Regions from separate parts of the Homo sapiens genome. Here all the other regions are linked to region 1. Evidence: chromatin loops called from intact Hi-C (ENCODE). Cell type or tissue: PC-9. All regions are shown on one strand. Links, peaks and the distances in the headings refer to the core of each region. The heading gives the core; the rest is flanking DNA. Region 1 overlaps ARHGAP10 (Rho GTPase activating protein 10). Region 2 has its middle 18 kb from the start of ARHGAP10. Region 3 overlaps ARHGAP10 (Rho GTPase activating protein 10).

Region 1 (7,431 bases), core at 1,317-6,316:
GTCTGCCTAATAAGGATATGCAGCAGATGCTGAAACTTGATCTTCCTTCCCTCTGTGCATAAGGGACAGTAAGAACCTCGCTTCGATATTTTAAACAAAATAAATACTTGGGAAGAATATTATTATGAGAGGAAATAAAAACCCCATAGAAATTAAAGTTTCATGAGGCAATTTTGAATTTTTTTTTTGTTTTACATAAGAGAAAATTTTAGTTTCTGAAGTGAATGGTATGACTCAGTGGCACAGCTAGAAATGGAACCTCGTGCATACTAAGGCAATAAACTGTTAAATCAAGAAAATAAAATAGGCCAGGCGCAGTGGCTCATGCCTGTAATCCCAGCACTTTGGGAGGCCAAGGCGGGCAGATCACCTGAGGTCAGGAGTTTGAGACCAGCCTGGCCAACATGGTGAAACCCTGTCTCTACTAAAAATACAAAATTTAGCCAGGCATGGTGGCACATGCCTGTAACCCCAGCTACTCAGGGAGACTGAGGCAGGAAAATCTCTGGAACCTGGGAGGCAGAGGCTGCAGTGAGCCAAGATCCTGCCACTGCACTCCAGCCTGGGCGACAGAGCAAGACTTAAGGGAAAAGGAAAAGAAAAAGAAAAAATGTGAGAGAAGAAAAGAAACATTCAGAAAAGAATGGCTTTAATCAATGACAAAAGCTTTTCTTTCCAGCCCATCTGTGATGCACGGGTTAAGAGAAAAAAGTGGCAGTCAACAGTAAAAAACAAGGGCTGCAGGGTTGAAAAACTCTTGGGAACTCATTCTCTACCAGGCGGCCACTAGCTGAGCACTCTGGACAAGGGTTTCCTCATTGTATCCTCAGGTGTGAGAACACGGTGGCTCATAGTAGGCACTCAAAATATTTATAAATGAAGTGGGATTCTCCTATAAATTTAGATAATTTAAAGAACAGCATTTCTACATAAAAGCAACATTTTCTGCTTATAGTGATAATAGCAACCGATGAATGACAATGCTAAGTACCCTGAATCTTTTACTCCAAATGGTTCATTTTTGTTAGTCCAGGTCCTCTAAGAAGCAGACACCAAGACAGGATGAGACACACAAGAAATTTATTAGGGGAAACATCTGTGAGAGAAAATGGGGAGGGAGCCAGGGAAGACTGGAGGGGCCATCAGACAGTGATGCAGGTCTGACCCAGGGGAAGGAGACAGGGAAGGAAAGCAAGCCGGATGGGTGGGTGTGTATGGGTGTGAGGGTGGGGGCAGGTGGGTGGGTGTGCGGGTGGAAGTGGGTGGGTATGTGTATGGGTGTGGGTGTGAGTGTGGGTGGGTGGATGTGTCTGTGTGTTTGTGTGTGTGGGTGAGGCTGCAGTGCCATTCTGGGGTAAGTCTAACAAGGCTGCCGTTAGAAGGCTTGGGACATTCAAACAAGTTGAAACTTAATCCCCAGTCTGGCATTATTGAGAGGTGGGGCCTTAAAAGATGAATGGATTCATCCACTGATGAATTAATGGGTTAATGAATTTTATTAATTTTTTTGAGATGGGGTCTCACTCTATCACCCAGACTCTAGAGTGCAGTGGCACAATAATAGCTCTCTGCAGCCTCAACCTCCCAGGCTCAAGCAATCCTCGCACCTCAGCCTCCCAAGTAGCTGGGCCTACAGATGCGTGCCACCACCACACCTGGCTTCCCCCTGCCCCTGCAGAAATGGGGTCTCATTATGTTGCCCAGACTGGTTTTGAACTCCTGGGCTCAAGCAATCCTCGTGCCTCACCTCCCAAAGTGCTGGGACTACAGGTGTAAGCCACCATTCCCAGCCTAATGAGTTAATGGATTAATGGGTTATCACAGGAGTAGACTGGTGACTTTATAGAAAGAAAAAGGAAGAGAGACCTGGGTCCCCCACTCTTGGACTTCTCAGCCTCCATAACTGTAAGAAACAAATTCCTTTTATTTACCTAGTTGCAGGTATTCTGTTATAAGCAACAGAAAACAGACAAAGATAGGCAGAACGTGGGAGGCATGGCTTTCACACTAACACAACTGTACCACAGAGCAGCTGGGCCTGATAGTCAATGTCACTCCTCCTTCCTCTATCTGAGAGGTGCCCATGGCTGCCACAGCTTCGAAACCATATTTTCCCACTACATTGGCATTTTCTTGAATATCTAACACAATCTCTACCACCAACTTAATATATATATCATTGAATCTAATCACCACCAACTGTAAAACACTCCATTATTTTATATCCTACCACAAAAAAATCCTGCTAATCTTGAAATAATAGCTTAACACTTAGCACTTTTATATACATTGAAAAAGCTCTTTGAAAGGTATGTTTTCATCATGTATCCCTCTTGTGCATAAAGAAGTAAGCAAACTACTTTTGTTAAGATATTTCTAAAACTTCTTCAAAGTCCAACTCCTCTGAATCACTTTTCATCTCAGTCATCAAAATCTGGTTTTTCCCACATGAATTAGTCTGTTTTCACACTGCTATGAAGTTACTGCTTGAGACTGGGTAATTTATAAACAAAAGATGTTTGACTGACTCACAGTTCCACATGGCTGCAGAGGTCTCAGGAAACTTACAATCTTGGCACAAGGGAAGGGAAAGAAGGGCACGTCTTACATGGTGGCAGGAGAGAAACCAAGTTCAGGGTAAACTGCCACTTTTAAACCATCAGCTCTCGTGAGAACTCCCTCACTATAACAAGAACAGCATGGGGAAAACTGGCCCTATGACCCAATCACCTCCCACCAGGTCCCTCCCTCAACACATAGGGATTACAATTCAAGGTGAGATTTGGGTGGGGACACAGAGCCAAACCGTATCACCACACATATTTTTCCTCTGTGCCACTGAAAATACTGGAGATGCATCATTTCTTCAAAGGGTGCTCTTAAGGAGCTCCATTCTTGTATCCAGGATTTTCTTCCAAGATGATGGCAGGCACCCACTCTTTGGATACTGATACCAGCACTTCCTTGACCTAACCAGGTCTCAACGGAAGGTTTTCAAACCACCACCAGCATTCATATTTCTTCCTTAAGTGGTCTGTGGACTGAAATACTGAGGAGCTACAGTTGTCCAAAGAGTAAAAGAGAAGTAACCTCATGTCCGTTTCATGACTGCTGCCTGGTGGATAGCAACTATAAGATACATATCCATTTCACTAATGTTCAAAGGTGGAAGGAAAAATATTATGTCTTACAAAGAGAAAAAGGTAAGGCATAATGTCGTTAGGATACTAGAAGATGTGAAAGATTCTATTTTCATCTCTGTCACAACCTTATTTAGTGATGTAGAAACTCCACCCTCAATGAGCTCCAATTTCCTTTTTTTTTTTTTTTTTTGAGACAGAGTCTTGCTCTGTTACCCAGGCTGGAGTGCAGTGGCACGATTTCAGCTCATTGTAACCTCCGCCTTCCAGGTTCAAGCGATTCTCCTGCCTCAGCCTCCTAAGTAGCTAGGATTACAGGTGCCCGCCACCACGACTGGCTAATTTTTGTAATTTTAGCAGAGACAGGGTTTCACCACATTGGTCAGGATGGTCTTGAACTCCTGACCTCAAGATCCACCCACCTCGGCCTCCCAAAGTGCTGGGATTACAGGCGTGAGCTACCGTGCCTGGACTCCTCTTTTTAAAAAAAAAAAAAAATTAAGTGGTCAAATATGTCTCCCTAAGTTCTCTTCAGTTCTTTGTTTTCAAGGCTATACCATCTAATATTTTCATGACATGGTCTAAAGGCTGATCCTAGGTACCTTGGCTCATCCCGAAATATTTCCCTAGTGAAACAGCAGACTCAGCTGCACACATTCCCAATAATCGAATCACTCCTCTGGATTAGACAATTAAATGGGCTGGTTACATTCTAGGGTCCCTTGTGTGTGTGTGGGTGGGTGTGTGTATGTCGGGCGGGGCAGTCAGGGGGAAGAAGAGAGCAGAGTTGGCCGATTCCTCAGAAGCAGAGAATACACCCTAAGGATATGAAATTCAGGAAATGTAAGTTTCAACAGGGAAGTAGAATCTGATGATGACAAGGCTGGAAGGCCACAGATGATAATGAGTCACCAACAGAGAGGACACTGAGTCATGGGGCAAGGCCTTGCAGGGAAAGGGGTCCAAGAAGGAGACAGGCCTCCTGCCTAAGATAATCTTCACTCATTTTAGAATTTTGATTTGAGTTATTCCTGACTGTGATCTCTATAGGATTCTGAGTCAGTAAATTAAACTCTCAAACGGTACATTCCTGAAAAACAGGTTTTACAAAGACATCCCTATCTGACTGAATAACAGGCTTACGGGAAAAAGAGAATTGTAAGAAAAAGCAATGCTGTCCAATTGTAAAGGTCAGTTCCAAGGAGGAAAAAGTCTTCATAAAATTAGGTCACTGACAACTTTTAAACCAAACTGAGAAATGTTCTCACAAATAAGTTCAAGATGAATTTCCTCCATTCTGAATGTGCCTGCCAACAGAAATCCACATAAACTGTAAAAGAACTGATTAAAACAAGCTTCACATGCCATATAAAATACTGTAAATATAATAAGATGAAACTAAAGGCATAATCTTTTTAATGGCATCTAATGCCTTAGGTACTTATCCTATAAGAACTCACAAGCAATATTAAATACAAAGTAAGTAACACTAAAAATCCTACTAAACCTATTCCATTAACACAAACCAGCTATAGTCTCAAATCCTTTGGAAATGAGAAGTCAAAGCTTAGGCTTTCCATCACTATTTTAACCTCCTGACAGGGACACAGTCATCACGAAACAATTTAGAGTGTATCCAACGTCCAGACAGATCTAACCCTAAGGAAAGGATTGCCAGCCAAGATTTCACTAGCACCCTAAGCCAGTAGCTCTGATTTCAGCCTGCTTCAGAATCACCTGGAGAGTTTCATGAAAGACCAGCTGACAGAGTTTCTGACTCAGTAGAGTTCTGGGGTGGGCCTGAGAATGTGCATTTCTTGCACGTTCCTAAAGTGATGCTGGACCAGGGACCATACTTTGATGACAAGTGCCCTAGGGCATACTAAAGAAAGAATAGCATATTTGCTCCTAAAAGGTGGAATGCATTTAACTCATTTTAACCATCATACATTCTTTTAGTAATACTCTGAAACACTTTTTAAAAAATATTTAGGTAAGTGCAAAAGTTAACTGTGGTTTCAACTGGGTGCGGTGGCTCACATCTGTAATCCCAACACTTTGGCAGACCAATTCGCACAGATCACGTGAGATCACGAGTTCGAGCCCAGCCTGGCCAACAAGGTGAAACCCCGTCTCTACTAAAAATACAAAAATTAGCTGGGTGTGGTAGCAAGTGCCTATAGTCCCAGCTGCTCAAGAGGCTGAAGCAGGATAATCACTTGAACATGAGAGGCAGAGGTTGCAGTGAGCCAAGATCCCACCACTGCACTTCAGCCTGGGAGACAAAGCAAGGCTCCCCCCATCAAAAAAAAAAAAAAAAAAAAAAAGGAATTGTGGTTTTGACCATTTAAAAAAAAAGTGGCAAAAACCGCAATTACTTTTGTACCAACCTAATAGTTTGGAACAAAAATCCGTGTCAAAAGTCCAAAAACTTATGGAGGAGATTTGAGAGCATGAAAGGATGATGAGAAGGGGGTGCAGTAAAGCACAGGCCAGGGCTGAGAGAGCAGGCATCACGTCTTGCCTGTGACCGACCATCTAAATGCTAACAAAAGCCTTTGGTATGCAGCAGCTTAGTACCTTCCCTATAGGGGCAAAAGGTCAGGGCAGGTCACCCAGGAAGTGATCCCTGGCCTGGTATTTTCACAAGGGTAAAGTCTGTGGTAGAGAAAAACAACAGAAAAAGAAAAGGGTCTCAAAAGCCTGAAGAGTCTGCATAGGCAAAGGGCTTTCCTGCCCAAATGGGGAAAGGGGTGCAGCCGTGGACAAGACACTTCCTCACATCTCCTTAGCAGCCCAGTCTGCCCCCAGCACCCCCAGGATGAGAGGGAGGCGGAACAGCTCCATCTCAGGCACCTTTTGTGCACCATCAGGCAAGCTCCACCTTCTCTCTCCTGGCACTCCCGCTTCCCCGCAGTTTTCCTGAACCTCTGGGTCTCAACCAATTGCCCTTATTTGCCAGAATCCTGAGAAACTGGGCAACCATTTTAGGCTAGGGATGAAACTCAATGATCTGATAAAAGAATACATGTAGAGAAGTAAACGCAATATGAAGGGCTTTTAAAAGAACAACATAAACACTACAGCACTATTTTAAAAGTCCTTAGATTCCTGGACAGCTGCCCACCTCAGATAAGTACAACATGTCCTGCCATGCCAGAGAGAACATCTCTGGAATTCTGGCAGCAACACACCACACAGCCCTTTCCTCTGAGAACACGCGCAGAAGTGAGTAGAGCAGTTGCAGCCACTAACTGTATCAGATCTGACTCCCCAGGTTGAGTTCTTCACCTCCAGAGTCAAGGGTGGCAACATGATCAGCAAAAACTACTCACTCAAAAACACTGTCCTGGCCGGGCGCGGTGGCTCACATCTGTAATCCCAGCACTTTCAGAGATCGAGGCGGGTGGATCACCCGAGGTCAGGAGTTTGAGACCAGCCTGCCCAACATGGTGAAACCTCATGTCTACTAAAAATACAACAAATTGGCTGGGCGCGGTGGCTCACACCTGTAATCCCAGCACGATGGGGGGGTCGAGGCAGGAAGATCACAAGGTCAGGAGATCGAGACCAACCTGGCTACCACGGTGAAACCCTGTCTCTACTAAAAATACAAAAAAAATTAGCCGGACATAGTGGCACCCGCGTGTAGTTCCAGCTACTCGGGAGGCTGAGGCAGGAGAATCGCTTGAACCCAGGAGGCAGGGGTGCAGTGAGCTGAGATCACACCACTGCACTCCAGCCTGGGCAACAGAGCAAGACTCCATCTCAAAAAAAAAAAAAATACAAAAAAATTAGCCAGGCATGGTGGCAGGTGCCTGTAATCCCAGCTACTGGGGAGGCTGAGGCAGGAAAATCGCTTGAACCTGGGAGCCAGAAGTTGCAGCTGAGCTGAGATCATGCCACTGTACTCCAGCCTGGGCAACAAGAACGAAACTCCATCTCAAAAAAAAAAAAAACTATCTTGACTTTTTAAAGGGTGAGGCATGTGTATTCATAGAAATTACACTTCTTTGAGTGTGGAGGGAAACACTGACTTTTTTTCTTAGACTGGCAATTGCTCTACTTCTCTCTCCAACAATTCACTTTAGTAGGAACAAAGCTGGACATTGTAGGGGGGAAAGGAAGGGGCTATGCAAACATATCCTTCCCTCTTTTCGAAATTTCAACAGTTTCCCCTCAAGGAGGAAACCAGACATAGCTAAGGCTCATCCTTCAACTCAGCCCAGATATCACCTCTCCAAGATGCCTTCCCTGAATTTCTCAATCACTTGATTACCACGAAGCATGT
Region 2 (7,431 bases), core at 770-5,769, 120 kb after region 1:
TGTCCATTGTCTCATATTTTGTGTTCAGTAGAGGAATGCTTCTACAATCACTCCTGGTTTTTTTAGATAACTCTCTTTTCTCCCTCCATATTGGGGTTATTTAAGACAACAGTATTTAACCTGAGTTATAGGAATCCCCAAATATATGTAAAGACTTTCCAAGGACAACTGGTATGGGTAATTTATTTCCAGATCCTCAACTTCTATTTCTCCTTTTTCCCAAAATTGATCTGCCTGAAAAAATGTCTTGCAGATTCTCCTTTTCCACCTCCCCTTTCACATTAACCTTTTTCCCAAGGAAGAGGAGAAGGTAGAAGAGAGCACTGCAAATTTATGTATCCTGTATCTTGGTCTCAAGATATAAAAATATCCATAGTACCAAAGGGATGATTTGAAATATTTTTTTCAACTGGAAGCCTTCTGTAGGAACTACCCCACCATCATGCTTTTTGTCTTTCCCTGCCTAATGCACATTTGTGTTAAGGACAAGTTATAGCCTTAGAAACTGCCCCTTTGCGAAGTTCTGAATATATATTATGGGGTGAGGTAGTAGGAGTAATGACAATTTCTCTTTATTGATTTACCTCTCCCATCCCTAAATATAATTAGAGAATGCATGGTTCTTAAGGAAGATATATGTGAAAGCAATTAAAGACAGTGTCTTTTAGAAATGCTGAACACTAAAAATGGCTCTCCTTTTTTCTAATTTGAACATAAGCATTTTTTCTTTACCCCCTTCAATCTTCTTTCCTAAAACGTGTTGTCAGCTGGAAAGAAAAGTACTTTGAACAGATTAGTCATGCTAATTATTTAAAATATAACTGAAATGTCTTCTAGTACTACTAAGATTTTTGAAACATACTGAAGAAAACCTGTGCAAAAAAATTTTACATGACTTATTTCAGATTAACTTTGCATTATTCAATAAGGAAGGTAAAACTGATTTATCAACTCATATCATGAAATAATTTATCCATTTACTGACAATCTTTCTGTGCCTCTGATTCTTCCTCTGCTAAATGGAACCTCTATACTAAACTATACCTCTTCACTGAGTTCTTTTAGACATTAAACGAGTCAACCTAGAATCTATGCAAAGCACATAGAACCTTACCTGGTGCATGGTAAGTGCTCTTCATGTTGAAATGCTCCTTCTTCTGAGTCTTGGTTCTCTTCTCTTTGTCTGTATCTCCCTTTGTAATCTCACTCAGTCTCCTGGCTTTACAAACCATCCATATGCTAATAATTTCCAAATTTATATTTCTAATGCCTGCCTGTTCACTCCAGAACTCCAGACTCATCTATTCAACAGCCTTCTGGACATCTCCATGTGGATACTTAATTGATATCTCAAACTTATTATCTCCAAACTGACCTCTTGTTCTTTTCTCTTTCCAAACCTGCTCCATCTTTAGCCTTTTCCCTGTCACTTGATGTCAACATCATCCTTCATTGTTCAAATCTAAAAAACTTGGAGTTAATCTGAACTCCTTTCTTTCTCTCATACCCCACGTGCAATCTGTCTTCCTGCAAAAATATATCCAGAATCTGACCACCATTCACTCCCACCACTGCTGTCTCCTGCTGCAAGCCACTATTATCTCTCTCCTGGATTACTGAAATAGACTCCCTGCTTTTATCTTTTCTTCTATCTTTGCTCCCTGCAGTCTATTTGAAGCATAGCAGCCAGAATGATTCTTCTAAAATGAAAATCAGATCATGTCATTCCTCTGCTTAAAAACCTTCAATACAGCCCCCCATACATAACACAACAACTTTTTAAAAAAGTTATATAGGCCAGGTGCGGTGCCTCACGTCTGTAATCCCAGCACTTTGGGAGGCCGAGGCAGGTGGATCACCTGAGGTCAGGAGTTTGAGACCAGCCTGGCCAACATAATGAAACCCGGTCTCTACTAAATATACAAAAATTAGCTGGGTGTGGTGGCATGCGCCTGTAATCTCAGCTACTCGGGAGGCTGAGGCAGGAGAATCTCTTGAACCCAGGAGGTGGAGGTTGCAGTGAGCCAAAATCCTGCCACTGCACTACAGACTGGGCGACAGAGCGAGACTCTTGTCTCCAAATAAATAATAAAAATAAAAAGTTGGCCAGGCACAGTGGGTCATGCTTACAATCCCAGCACTTTGGGAGGCCGAAGCGGGTGGATCACCTGAGGTCAGAAGTTCAAGACCAGCCTGGTCAACATGGTGAAACCCCGTCTCTACTAAAAATACAAAAATTAGCTGGGGGTGGTGGTGTGTGCCTGTAATCCTAGCTACTTGGGAGGCTGGGGCAGAAGAATCGCTTGAACCAGGGAGGTGAAAGTTGCAGTGAACCGAGATCTCACCATTGCACTCCAGCCTGGGCAACAAAAGTGAGACTCCGTCTCAAAATAAATAAATAAATAAAATAAAATAAAATAAAAGTTATATAAACTGGCCGCACATGGTGGCTCACTCCTCTAATCCCAGCACTTTGGGAGGCTGAGGTGGGCAGATCACTTGAGGTCAGGGGTTTGAGACCAGCCTGGCCAACATGGTGAAACTTCGTCTCTATTAAAAATACAAAAATTAGCCGTGTGTGGTGGCACATACTTGTAATCCCAGCTACTCAGGAGGCTGACGCAGGAGAATCGCTTGAACCCGGGAGGCAGAGGTTGTGGTGAGCCAAGATCGTATCACTGCACTCCAACCTGGGCAACAGGGCGAGACTCTGTCTCTAAATAAATAAATAAATAAATAAATAAATAAAAGGTTATATAAACTTACATTTGTGTACATACACATTAATTTTTCAAAACAGAGCAAAAATATGCACCAGATTATTTCCAATGATTATCTCATGGTGGTAACATTTGCCATTTGACTCAGTAACATTACTTCAAGAAACTTATCTATAGAATATAATCAGGCTGTACCCAAAGATTTAAGTTCAAGGATGTGAATCACAACAATATTTACACTAGGCAAAAATTTAAAATAGCCTAAGTGTCCAACAACAGGAAACTAATAAATTATGTTATAACTAGGAGAGATGATGAATAATCTTACAGTGTTGAACATGGTTTTTAAAAAATCAATCACATGTTGTTGGTGAAAAAAATTATAAAATAGAAAGTAAGGCTATGAGATCGACTTTGCAAATTAAAAAATATCTACAATGAAAGGAAAAGATTTGAAAGATATGCACCAAAATATTAACAACAGTCATTGCATAGGAATGACACACAGGTGGCCATGATCCAGGGCTGAGTAGCTGTGGAAGAGCCACTACTTGCTATTAGCCAACCTCCTTGGAATTCACAAACTCAGAACAAATGTGGAGATTTTAATCAACACTTCTTGCAATGCTCTGCAGTGTCAGCTTAAGCAACCGTCTCTTTTAAAGGCTGCAAATGCACTCATAGAGTATATCAAATGAATATAAAGATGTTTTAACTCTGAATTTGGTATAATAAAAATCATTCTTTTGTTTTGTTTTGGTTTTTGAGACTGAGTCTCACTCTGTTGCCCAGGCTGGAGTGCAATGGTGCGATCTCGGCTCACTGCAACTTCTGCCTCCTGGGTTCAAGCGATTCTTCTGCCTCAGCCTCCCGAGTAGCTGGGACTACAGGCATGCGCCACCATGCCTGGCTAATTTTTGTATTTTTAGTAGAGACGGGGTTTTGCCATGTTGGCCAGGCTGGTCTCAAATTCCTGACCTCAGGTGCTCTGCCTGCCTCAGCCTCCCAAAGTGCTGAGATTTACAGACGTGAGCCACCGTGACCAGCCACAGAAATTACTCTTATACAGCATACTTGGGAACTAGGGGGAAAAAAAATCCCCTAATGCTTTTAGGAATTTAGGCCCTCTAAATCTTTGCCAGATTAGGATAGGTTGAGCTATTTTTTTGCAATGACTGAAAAGAGTTTCCCAAGAGCTTCCTATCCGTTTTAATTTGTTTGAAAAAGCAGTTAAAAGTACAAGAAATATGTTACTTGTCCTGTTCAGTGCCTAATATCCAGTTTTTAACTCACAGTTTTCTTGGACTTTAAATATTGAGCTTAACTTAGTCCTTAGAATTTTGTTTTATGTGTCTCTCGTTACTTGCTGAATGAAGTGATCAAAAGAAGAGAAGAAATTCTAAATTCATAACTGTCTTTCTATCAGTCTATCAGGCCATCAGGCCTCAGCCATCTTTACCCAGACAACAAAAATAATATGATTAAGGAGTCTAAGAAGTCTTCTCTCTTTATTCTTTTTTTTTTCCTTCTAACTTTTATTTTAGGTTTGGGGGTACATGTGCAGGTTTGTTATGTGGGTAAATTGTGTGTTGCTGGGGTTCGATGTACAAAGATTTCATCACCCAGGTAGTGAGCACAGTACCCGGTAGGTAGTTTTCTGCTCCTCACCCTCCTTTCACCCTCCGCGCTCAAGTAAACCCCGTGTCTATTGTTCCCATCTCTGTGTCCATGTGTACTCAATGTTTAGCTCCCTCTTATAAGTGAGATCATGCTGTATTTGGTTTTCTGTTTCCACGTTAATTCGCTTGGGATAATGGCCTCCAGCTGATTCCATGTTGCTGCAATCTATTCTTTACATAACTAAAGCATAGATCCCACTTGAGCTATTTATTTATTTTCACTGAAAAGTAAAACAAACACAAAAGCAGAATACAAAGCTCATAAGCAATAGAATGAAATACAAGGCTATCAGAAGTGACCTAAAAGCAGCTGGGCGCAGTGGCTCACGCCTGTAATCCCAGCACTTTGGGAAGCCGAGGCGAGCGGATCACCTGAGGTCAGAAGTTTCAGACTAGCCTGGCCAACGTGGTGAAACCCCATCTTTACTAAAAATACAAAAAAATTAGCCGGGCATGGTGGTGCATGCCTGTAGTCCCAGCTACTCAGGAGGCTAAAGCAGGAGAATCGCTTGAACCCAGGAGGGAGAGGTTGCAATGAGCCGAGATCGCGCCACCGCACTCCAGCCTGGGTGACAGAGCAAGACTCTGTCTCAAAAAAAAAAAAAAAAGTGACCTAAAAGCCAAGCTTCTAGTCTTTTTTCCCCAAATTTCAGGTAATGAAATGCAACCATAAAAGGTATCAAGTATACAATAAAACAGATTGACCAGCACATTCCTTTATCACTTAGTTTTGTCATAAGGCATGGAGGCTGCCCCTTAAAATCCACGTTTAATAATGAGAATATAAAATTTTACAAGACTTTTGTTGCAAAACTAGAACTGTATTAGAACACAGCCACTTTGCTCTTTTGTAACATAAAACAGAATTTACCAATCAACGGTCCCCATGAAAGATGGAAAGATCTGATTATGTGCTTATGAAAGCTTAAGACTTTTTTTTTTTTTTTTTTTTTGAGACGGCGTTTCACTCTTGTTGCCCAGGCTGAAGTGCGATGGCACGATCTCAGCTCACCACAACCTCTGCCTCCCGGTTCAAGTGATTCTCCTGCCTCAGCCTCCTGAGTAGCTGGGATTACAGGCATGCGCCACCATGCCTGGCTAATTTTGTATTTTTAGTAGAGACGGGGGTTTCTCCATATTGGTCAGGCTGGTCTCGAACTCCCGACCTCAGGTGATCCACCTGCCTCCACCTCCCAAAGTGCTGGGATTACAGGCATGAGCCACCACGCCCGGCCAAAAGCTTAAGACTTTTGTTGTTTTTTGGGGTTTTGTTTTCTTGGATTTTTGGGTTTTTTTCCAGACTATTTTGGCATTCTTTGAAAAGAAGTTAAAATTCTTTTCAGAAGAATTTTCAGTAGAGACAGAAAAGTAGAAATTGCTAACATAAAATACGAGTTTCTCATCAGTATCAAAGCAACATTAACTGTAGGCTTACTTGGTGTGTGTGAAATAAGAGGAATGTCTGTTTTGGTCACCTCCAAAGAGATGTATATCGTGTATGTTTATTGAATTTAAAATCTGAATGTAATGACAGATTAAAAAAAAAACAAACCTCTAAAGAGTATAACAAAGAGACAATCATCCTCTCCTGGAGCTGTATTCAAATCTAAAGTGGAATTTTCTGAATTTATACTGTGGTTTGCAATTTAGAAATTGAGAATTCCTAAGAAATTTAGGAATTTCTTAGGAAGAAAACTACCCTGAAGTCTAAGCTGTTGCTGTTTTATTTGTGATAGTTAATTTTAAAACTATACTTAGCACAAATATGGAGTAGATATTTCATTGCTTTAAAAATGGACATGCTTTTCTAATTCAATAAGTGTAAAAAATAAAAATAAAATTGGACAGACTGCAATCTGTCTAACTACATAGGGGCTGAAAATTGCCATTATCAATAGATTAGATGATCAATGGATTAGATAATGGCAATTTTCGGCCCCTATATAGTTAGGGGCTACTTCAGTGGTATTTGCAATCACACAGAAGTAAAAGGAGCACTTGTTTTCAATACATAGTCATCAAAACTACACAAATAATTAATCCTGAACAAACTAAACTGCTGATATTTGACATTAGGTACTCCCTGCGAATTTAAAGGGCTTAAATAAAGAGGGGATAGGCCAGGTGTAGTGGCTCACATCTGTAATCCCAGCACTTTGGGACACCTGAGTTCGGGAGTTTGAGACCAGCCTAACATGGACAAACCCCATCTCTACTGAAAATACAAAAGTAGTTGGGTGTGGTGGTGTGCACCTGTAATCCCAGCTACTCAGGAGGCTGAGGCAGGAGAATCACTTGAACCCAGGAGGCAGAGGTTGCGGTGAGCCGAGATCATGCCATTGCACTCTAGCCTGGGCAACAAGAGCGAAACTCTGTCTCAAAAAAATGGTCATAATAAAAATAAAAAAAAAAAAGATGGTATAAATACTCACTGGTATATTGAGGATAAATTTCATGGACTCTTTATGTCCTTAGTACTGCTCTTGGTTGCTAAGCCTCTGCTATGGTTTGAATATTTGCCCCCTCCAAAACTCATGTTGAAACGTAATCCACAATGTGGCAGTATTGAGAGGGCCTTTAACAGGTGACAGTCTCTTAAGAACTCTTCCCCTCATGAAATGATTAGTCCATTCATGAATTCACAAATTCATGGCTTAATCGATTAATGGATTTTCATGCAAGTGGGACCAGTGGCTTTAAGAGAAGAGGAAGAGAAACCTGAGCTGGCTCAGCTCCTTCACCGTATGATGGCTCTTTTAAAAAAAAAAGATAAATTAGGCCAGGCGCAGTGGCTCACGCCTGTAATCCCAGCACTTTGGGAGGCCGAGGTGGGTGGATCACAAGGTCAGGAGATCGAGACCATCCTGGCTAACAAGGTGAAACCCCGTCTCTACTAAAAATACAAAAAATTAGCCGGGCGTGGTGGCAGGCGCCTGTAGTCCCAGCTACTAGGGAGGCTGAGGCAGGAGAATGGCATGAACGCAGGAGGAGGAGCTTGCAGTGAGCTGAGATCGTGCCACAGCACTCCAGCC
Region 3 (7,431 bases), core at 1,015-6,014, 91 kb after region 1:
GCCCTGACCCTCTCCCTGCCTTCTCCCTCTACATTCTCTCTCGGCAGCCTCGGTATTCAGCTGCATGGCATCGTTTCCCATCCATATGGTGTGTCTCCAGAATCTTTATCTCCAGCTGTATTCCCCATTCCTGAAATACACACCCATAAAAGAAACACACTATTGAACATGTCTCCTGGCTACTACGAAATACCTTGCCCTCCACATCCAAAACCAAAAACTCATCCTCTCTCCCACAAAAGCTGCTGCTGTGGCAGGACCTCAGTGAACTGCACTCACCAGCCCACACCAGAACCTGAGGTGTCAGGGCAGCCCCCACACCCAATCACCCCCTATAGCCTGCAGCTGCTAAGTCTTGACTCCTCTTCTGCCACCAAAGTCTCTGGCCTGGATGACTGACCCCCCAACCTCCAGTCCTGCTTTCCTCCGATTCATTTGCACAACTGCACTCCGAGAAAGCTTTCTACAACAATTCAACTCACACCACTCCCCTACACAAAACTTTTCGATCACTTCCTACTGTCCTTAGAGTAAAGCCCTCAACCTGCTTTCCAAGGGCCTTCTTGACCCTCCCCCACCCCCTCGACAGCACCATTCTTATCCTCAATGCAGATTCCCTGGCCCACCTGAGCACCATTTTTCCATCCACAGGATGTGCTCTCTCTGACCTCTCAGATGCATTTTCCCTGCACTTGGAGAATACTTCTTCCCCACTCTCAGCAGGGAAAGCTCTGATCCCTCCTTTTGGTCTCAGCCTAGAAGTTTTATTTTCTTGAAGTCTTCTTGGAACCCCCAAACTAGGTAGTCCTGTTAACTACAGTCATCGCATCCCATACTGATTCAACAATGTGAATGTAATTGCTTTTTAAATAAATTTGCTGTCTCCTGCACTAGAACTCTTCTGCACTAATATACACGTTTCTTCTCACAAACCTCTAGCAACTAGCCCACCATAGCTAGAGTTCAGTGACAAGATGACACCACTCCACCACTGTCATAAATAAGGTTGTTCTAGTGATGACTGAATATATTTTTAATTTTTTTTCTACGCCTAGCAAACACAGAGAGAGTTCACTATGGTTCAGGCAATTTTTTTAAGTACTTTAAAAATAATTTAAGCCTTGCAACATTTTAAACATGTAACTATTATCCACTTTATTTATTTATGTATTTATTTATTTTTTTGAGAAGGAGTTTCACTCTTGTTGCCCAGGCTGGAGTGCAATGGCGCAATCTTGGCTCACCGCAACCTCTGCCTCCCGGATTCAAGCGATTCTCCTGCCTCAGCCTCCAGAGTAGCTGGGATTACAGGCATGCACCACCATGCCCAGTTAATTTTATATTTTTAGTAGAGATGTGGTTTCTCCATGTTTGTCAGGCTGGTCTCCAACTCCCGACCTCAGGTGATCCGCCCGCCTCAGCCTCCCAAAGTGCTGGAATTACAGGCGTGCACCACTGTGCCCAGCTGACTATTATCCACATTTTACAGAGGAGGAAATCAAGGCACAGAGAAGTTAAACAACTTGCCCAAGGTCACACAGTAAGTAAACCTGGTTTCAAAGACCTATCTATTTTAGTATGTTTGCTGTGCTGCCTTTGATTCGCATTTCACAAAATAAAAACAAAACTATCGGCTGGGCGCGGTGGCTTACACCTGTAATCTCAGCACTTTGAGGCTGAGGCGGGTGGATCACGAGGTCAAGCATTCGAGACCATCCTGGTCAACATGGTGAAACCCCATCTCCACTAAAAATACACAAAAATAGCCAGGCATGGTGGTGCACGCCTGTAATCCCAGCTACTCGGGAGGTTGAGGCAGGAGAATCGCTTGAACCCAGGAGGCAGAGGTTGCAGTGAGCCGAGATCATGCCACAGCACTGCAGCCTGGGTGACAGAGTGAGACTGTCTCCAAAAATAAAAATTAAAAAAAAAAAAAAAACTATCGATCAGTATGGCAGAGAATCTGCCCGATTCTCAAATAAATGTAATGTCATGTCAAGGACACTGTATTCCCTTGTACTTCTGGCTTTGTCCCCAAAACTTTAAAAAAAAAAAAAAGGCTTTCAGTAATACATCAGATTTCAACACTATTATGGATGATTTCTCCTATGTATAAATGAGAGGCCTATATTCAGCTCTGTGCTTCAAAATATGATTAGATTGGAAGAAAAAAACATGCGCTGGGCACAGTGGCTCATGCCTGTAATCCTAGAACTTTGGGAGGCCGAGAGAGGCGGATCACTGAGGTCAGGAGTTCAAGACCAGCCTGGCAAACATGGTGAAACCCCATCTCTACTAAAAATACAAAAAAATTAGCCAGGCGTGGTGGCAGGTGCCTATAATCCCAGCTACTCGGGATGCTGGGGCAGGAGAATCGCTTGAACCCGGGAGGCAGAGGTTGCAGTGAGTCGAGATTGTGCCATTGCACTCCAGCCTGAGCTGCAAAAGCGAGACTCCATCTCAAAAAAAAAAAAAAAAAAAAAAAAGTGTTCACAGACTATTTCTCCTGTAACTATGGGTAAAGCCACAACTGTGCTCAAGTTCAACCAAAGGAAAATAGTTATTTTAATAATAATAATAAAAATAATAGGCACCTACCATAGCCAAGCAGAGTCCTAAGATCTTTTAATATGTAATGTGAGGATTAAATACCACCACCAGTGAGGCAGAGTTCTTACTAGGGCCATTTTACTAATAAAGAAAAATGTAGGCACTGAAGGCTTAAATAACTTGCCCAAAGTCACACAGCTAATAAACGGTGAGGCCAACTTTACAGTCAGAAAAGAAAGCACTCATTTTTTTTTTTAAGAGACCATTCCACATCCTGTATTCTGACCTGAGGTGACACTGCTGTGGCCAAATTGAGTTCTTCCAGCCACACATCTCACCATGACTTGCCACCAAGAGTGAGGGTAGAAGATGCCTGTGGGTAAACAAGTCAACAAGTCAGGAGAAATCACACTCACCGTTGAAATATTAAGTGGCACTGGATTAATGTCTTTCTGAGGAAACACAGGGAGGAAATTCTAGTTGGACCAGGGAGTCAGGCCTAGCTATGGCAGCAACTTGGGGTGTGACTCCAGTCCATCTCAGAGTTTACAGAGATGCCTGCCTTTAGAATGCAAAGCGCCTGGTGTGTGTGTGTGTGTGTGTGTGTGTGTGTGTGTGTGCGTGTGTGTGTGTGTGTGTGTGTGTAAAGAGAACGATATCAAGATGCCTGCCTTTAGAATGTAAAGTGTCTGGTGTTTTTCTCTGTGTGTGTGTGTATGTGTTTATAAAGAGAACAATATCAAGGCCTTCTCAATACAAAAGCATCCCCCTGGCAATTACATTCCTGTGTTAGGATAAGTAAGGGAAGCAGACCTGCCAGTGTTTGCTTTGGGGCTTACCACAAGATACCATCCAGTCCCTGCCTGAAAATCATGTTCATCTGCCCCAACTAGCTTGACAGTTACCAGAATTCTCCATGTACATTGTGTTTATACAAACATCATTTTTCTCTTTCTAATCAGAAGTCTAATTTCAATGAAGCAAAATGGCTTTTAAAGATTTTTTGTTTCTGACTCAAACCAGTTCTCATATAGTCCTGAGACATGAACTGGCTTACTCTGATTATCCATGCTGGGCTGGTAACAAAATACCAAAAAGAAAATGGGTTAAATGTCTTTAAGATTCATGGATTTATTAATTACTGACTGTTTTGAAAGCTAGTATCCTAAATTTATAAAACAAATTTCAATAAGGCTTTCATCATGAATATTCCCTAAATATATTTAGTTTTATCATCCAAAAAATGCATAGGTAGAAGGTACATCATCATAGAACATCAATTAACAAAGTCCTTTTAAATGTCACTTGTAGGAAAAAAAGGTTGAACTAAATGAAATAAAGTTACATACATCCAATTGGATGAATCTCACAAATATATTCAGAGGGAAAAAAGTATAGGATGAAACCATTATATAAAGTTTAAACACATGCAAACACATTATATATTGTTTATGGATGTGCCCAACTGTATCAAAATGCCTAGGAACAATAAACACCAGATCTGAGATAGGTCCTACCCCTTGGGGAAAAGAATGGGTATACAAGATGCTTTCATTAAGCTGGGGGGAGGGGGAAAAATAAATGAATGTTTATTGTGAGACTATCTTTTTATATTTCTAAAGTATCTCAAACTTTTCAAAGGAAAAACAAGCCTAATACTAAAAGAATAAGTTAAAAGTTACTCTACTGAAGGGTAGGACAAGGAATGGGGAGGAAAAGAGGAAGGTGGAGATTGAGAGAGACAGAGTGGAGGTCTGTGTCTTGTAATGGATACTAAATCAACCCGACCTTGGAATGTCTATACTGTACTCATAATACAAATTAGCAATCAGTTTAAATTATAATAATGGCCCCAGAGGGGTCTTAAAATTTAACAAAATTTAAATCAGTCATCATACTAATGTAAAAAGAATATCCTAACTAGATCAAATGTACACACACTCTAGATAATCAAGATCGATTATCACTTCCCTAGCAGAAGACCACGGTTACACCCCTTTACAGAGACAGCTCATTACTGTGGTTCAGGGTTTTGGAGTGAAGACAAACCTAGGTTCACATTCCAGCTCCATCAATGACAAATTGTGATTTAGACAAGCTACTAATCTCTCTGAATTCACTGAGGTCAGGAGTTCAGGACCAGCCTGGCCAACATGGTGAAACTCCATCTCTACAAAAAATACAAAACGTAGCCAGGCCTGGTGGCACACACCTATAATACTAGCTACAGGGTGTGCAGCTGAGGCTGAGGCAGGAAACTTGCTTGAACCTGGGAGGCGGAGGTTGCAGTGAGCCAAGATCACACCACTGCACTCCAGCCTGGGCAACAGAGCAAGACTCTGTCTCAAAAAAAAAAAAAAAAAAAGTAACCCAGTAAGGCCAGACGCAGTGGCTCACACCTGTAATCCCAGGACTTTTGGAGGCCGAGGCAGCTGGATCACCTGATGTCAGGAGTTCGAGACCAGCCTGGCCAATGTGGTGAAACCCCATCTCTACAAAAAATACAAAAATTAGCCGGGTGTGGTGGCAGGCGCCTGTAATCCCAGCTACTTGGGAGGCTGAGGCGGGAGAATCGCTTGAACCTGGGAGGCGGAGGTTGCAGTGAACCAAGATCATGCCATTGCACTCCAGCCTGGGCAACAAAAGCGAAACTCCGTCAAAAAAAAAAAAAAAAGCCCAAGATATAAGGTGACAAACAGCTATTGAAGTCACAGAATTCAAAACAGCTTCTTTGGGAATTTGTCCAGAGCACTTTTGAGTATTCCACTGTAGAGAACAGGATTACCTAACAGCTCTTAGGAAAATCCCTCTTAGGGATGTCTCTGGTCGTCTTCTTTTATTGTGAATTTACCATAGCAAATACAAGCTGTTAGGATTTCCAGCATGTCAGACGCTAGAAACCCTAATTTTGAGTTCACGTCCTCAAAAAGTATCTCTGTAATTTGAAGTATTTGAAGGCTGCAGTCACTTATATTGTCATGTCAATACCTTGAGATGAACTCTGTCATCAACTCTTCCTTATCAGTCACTTGGAGGAAAGGCCTGCTGCTGACTGCCTGAACCTCGACTATAGATTGCTTACTAGTTTTGCAATGACCTTAGCAACACATTCTACTTTATCTTCAAATCTTTGTGAATCAAAAATAAATTCTAGAAAATATTTTCCCAAGATACCACTGAGCTCTGATTTGCCAATGTATTTTCTTTTCTTTTTTTTTTTTTTTTTGAGACAGAGTCTCGCTCTGTTGCCCAGGCTGGAGTGCAATGGCGTGATCTCAGCTCACTGCAACCTCCGTCTCCTGGATTCAAGCAACTCTCCTGCCTCGGCCTCCCGAGAAGCTAGGATTACAGGCGCCTGCCACCAGACCCGGCTAATTTTTTTTTGTATTTTTAGTAGAGATGGGGTTTCACCATGTTCTCCAGACTAGTCTTGAGCTCCTAACCTCAAGTGATCCACCCGCCTCGGCCTCCCAAAGTGCTAGGATTACAGACGTGAGCCACTGAGCCCAGCCACCAATGTGTTTTCAAGATTTTCCAGCATCCCGAACTACAATCAAAATTTGGAAGCCTTTCCAGGGTTTGACAATTTTGTCTCTCTTCTTGGTCACTGGTAATGGTGCTTTGGAGAAATATACTGTTAGGGGTAATAAACACTAAAAGGTTAGATACCTGGTCTAGGGTGCAGAACAGCTATTTTGAGGCAAGAACAGGGCCTTGATAATAAAATATATGCCTGTAATTTAGTTATGTCATCATAATTGTTAACCTTTGAGCACTTATACTAAATGCTTTACATGTATTAACAAATCCTACTTTTAATCCAATATAGTAGGTCGTATTATAATTTTTTTTGGGGGGGGGAGACAGAGTCTCACTCAGTTGCCCAGGCTGGAGTGCAGTGACGCGATCTCTGCTCGCTGAAAGCTCCACCTCCTGGGTCCACGCCATTCTCCTGCCTCAGCCTCCCGAGTAGCTGGGACTACAGGTGCCCTCCACTACGCCCGGCTAATTTATTTTTTATTTTTAGTAGAGATGGGGTTTCACCGTGTTAGCCAGGATGGTCTCGATCTCCTGACCTCGTGATCCGCCCGCCTCGGCCTCCCAAAGTGCTGGGATTATAGCCGTGAGCCACCGCGCCCAGCCCTACAATTTCTATTTTACTGACGAGAACACAGATATAGAAAAGCTAAGCAGCTTGAGCAAGGATCCCCTGTTAGCAGGTGGTTGAGCTTGGGTATGAACCCAGCCAGGCTAGTACCTCAGCTTATGCTCTTAATCTTCTATATTATATTCCATCAGCTATTTTAAAGATTAAACACAAAAATACCCTCCTCTCTGTATTCTTTATCCAAAAGTCTACAATGTACCCTAGTCCCCTCAAAAAAAAAAAAAACAACAACAACACAGCGACAAGGAGCTGGTCAAAGGAACCCCAGCAGATGGGAGGACAGAGAAAGGCAATGTGACAAAAAGACACTGAGAACATTAGATTGCTGACTGGCTAGTAAAAAATCTGTTCTAAATAACCATGGCTCAGCTGGTGGCCTGGTGGGAAGCTCTAAATAGGAACAACTCTAAATGGAGTCAAAGACCACCTGCAGTGAGTAAAGCATTTCAAGCTTTTCAAGCCTGTCTGGGTCCCCACCCTGGCTCAAGTCTGATTGTAATTATTTTCACAGCCGGTCTACATTCACACTGGAGACCAGCCACTGTAATAAAGCCCCAAGTGACAGTTGGACTTATCCCAGGTGATGCCCCAAATTGTAGGGGCTCTATGGTAACTTCTTCAAGGCAAAGAGTGTAGATGAGTATTCCTTTCCATTCGGGAAAAAATTACCCTGCAATTTATTAACTTTTTAAAATAGCATTTTATTTTCTGTA

The links. Peaks named below come from ENCODE experiments on the same cell type or tissue, not always from the same donor. Only the 100,000 strongest peaks of a DNase experiment are listed, where the experiment ranks them.
Region 2: it touches region 1 in a loop (9-fold over the local background); 4 of 110 quality-filtered maps call a loop at or near these places.
Region 3: a loop joins it to region 1, with 7 times the contacts of the local background. A loop is called at or near these places in 41 of 110 quality-filtered maps.

The regions. Positions count from the first base shown.
Region 1 is chr4:147,828,549-147,835,979 of GRCh38, reverse strand. The region is part of intron 3 of ARHGAP10 (Rho GTPase activating protein 10); the gene reads right to left. Among named protein-coding and RNA genes, the nearest start is that of MIR4799, 50 kb to the right of the region's middle. RefSeq lists an enhancer at 3,374-4,573. In PC-9, for the core only: no CTCF peak of the experiment used is centred there; DNase peaks (open chromatin) are centred at 4,029 and 4,769; H3K4me3 peaks cover 543 bases; H3K27ac peaks cover 3,971 bases.
Region 2 is chr4:147,710,507-147,717,937 of GRCh38, reverse strand. No RefSeq gene overlaps it. Among named protein-coding and RNA genes, the nearest start is that of ARHGAP10, 18 kb to the left of the region's middle. In PC-9, for the core only: no CTCF peak of the experiment used is centred there; DNase peaks (open chromatin) are centred at 2,947 and 3,267; H3K4me3 peaks cover 385 bases; H3K27ac peaks cover 1,674 bases.
Region 3 is chr4:147,737,532-147,744,962 of GRCh38, reverse strand. The region is part of intron 1 of ARHGAP10 (Rho GTPase activating protein 10); the gene reads right to left. Among named protein-coding and RNA genes, the nearest start is that of ARHGAP10, 9.2 kb to the right of the region's middle. RefSeq lists enhancers at 3,006-3,055, 6,180-6,905. In PC-9, for the core only: no CTCF peak of the experiment used is centred there; DNase peaks (open chromatin) are centred at 2,962 and 3,372; H3K27ac peaks cover 1,237 bases.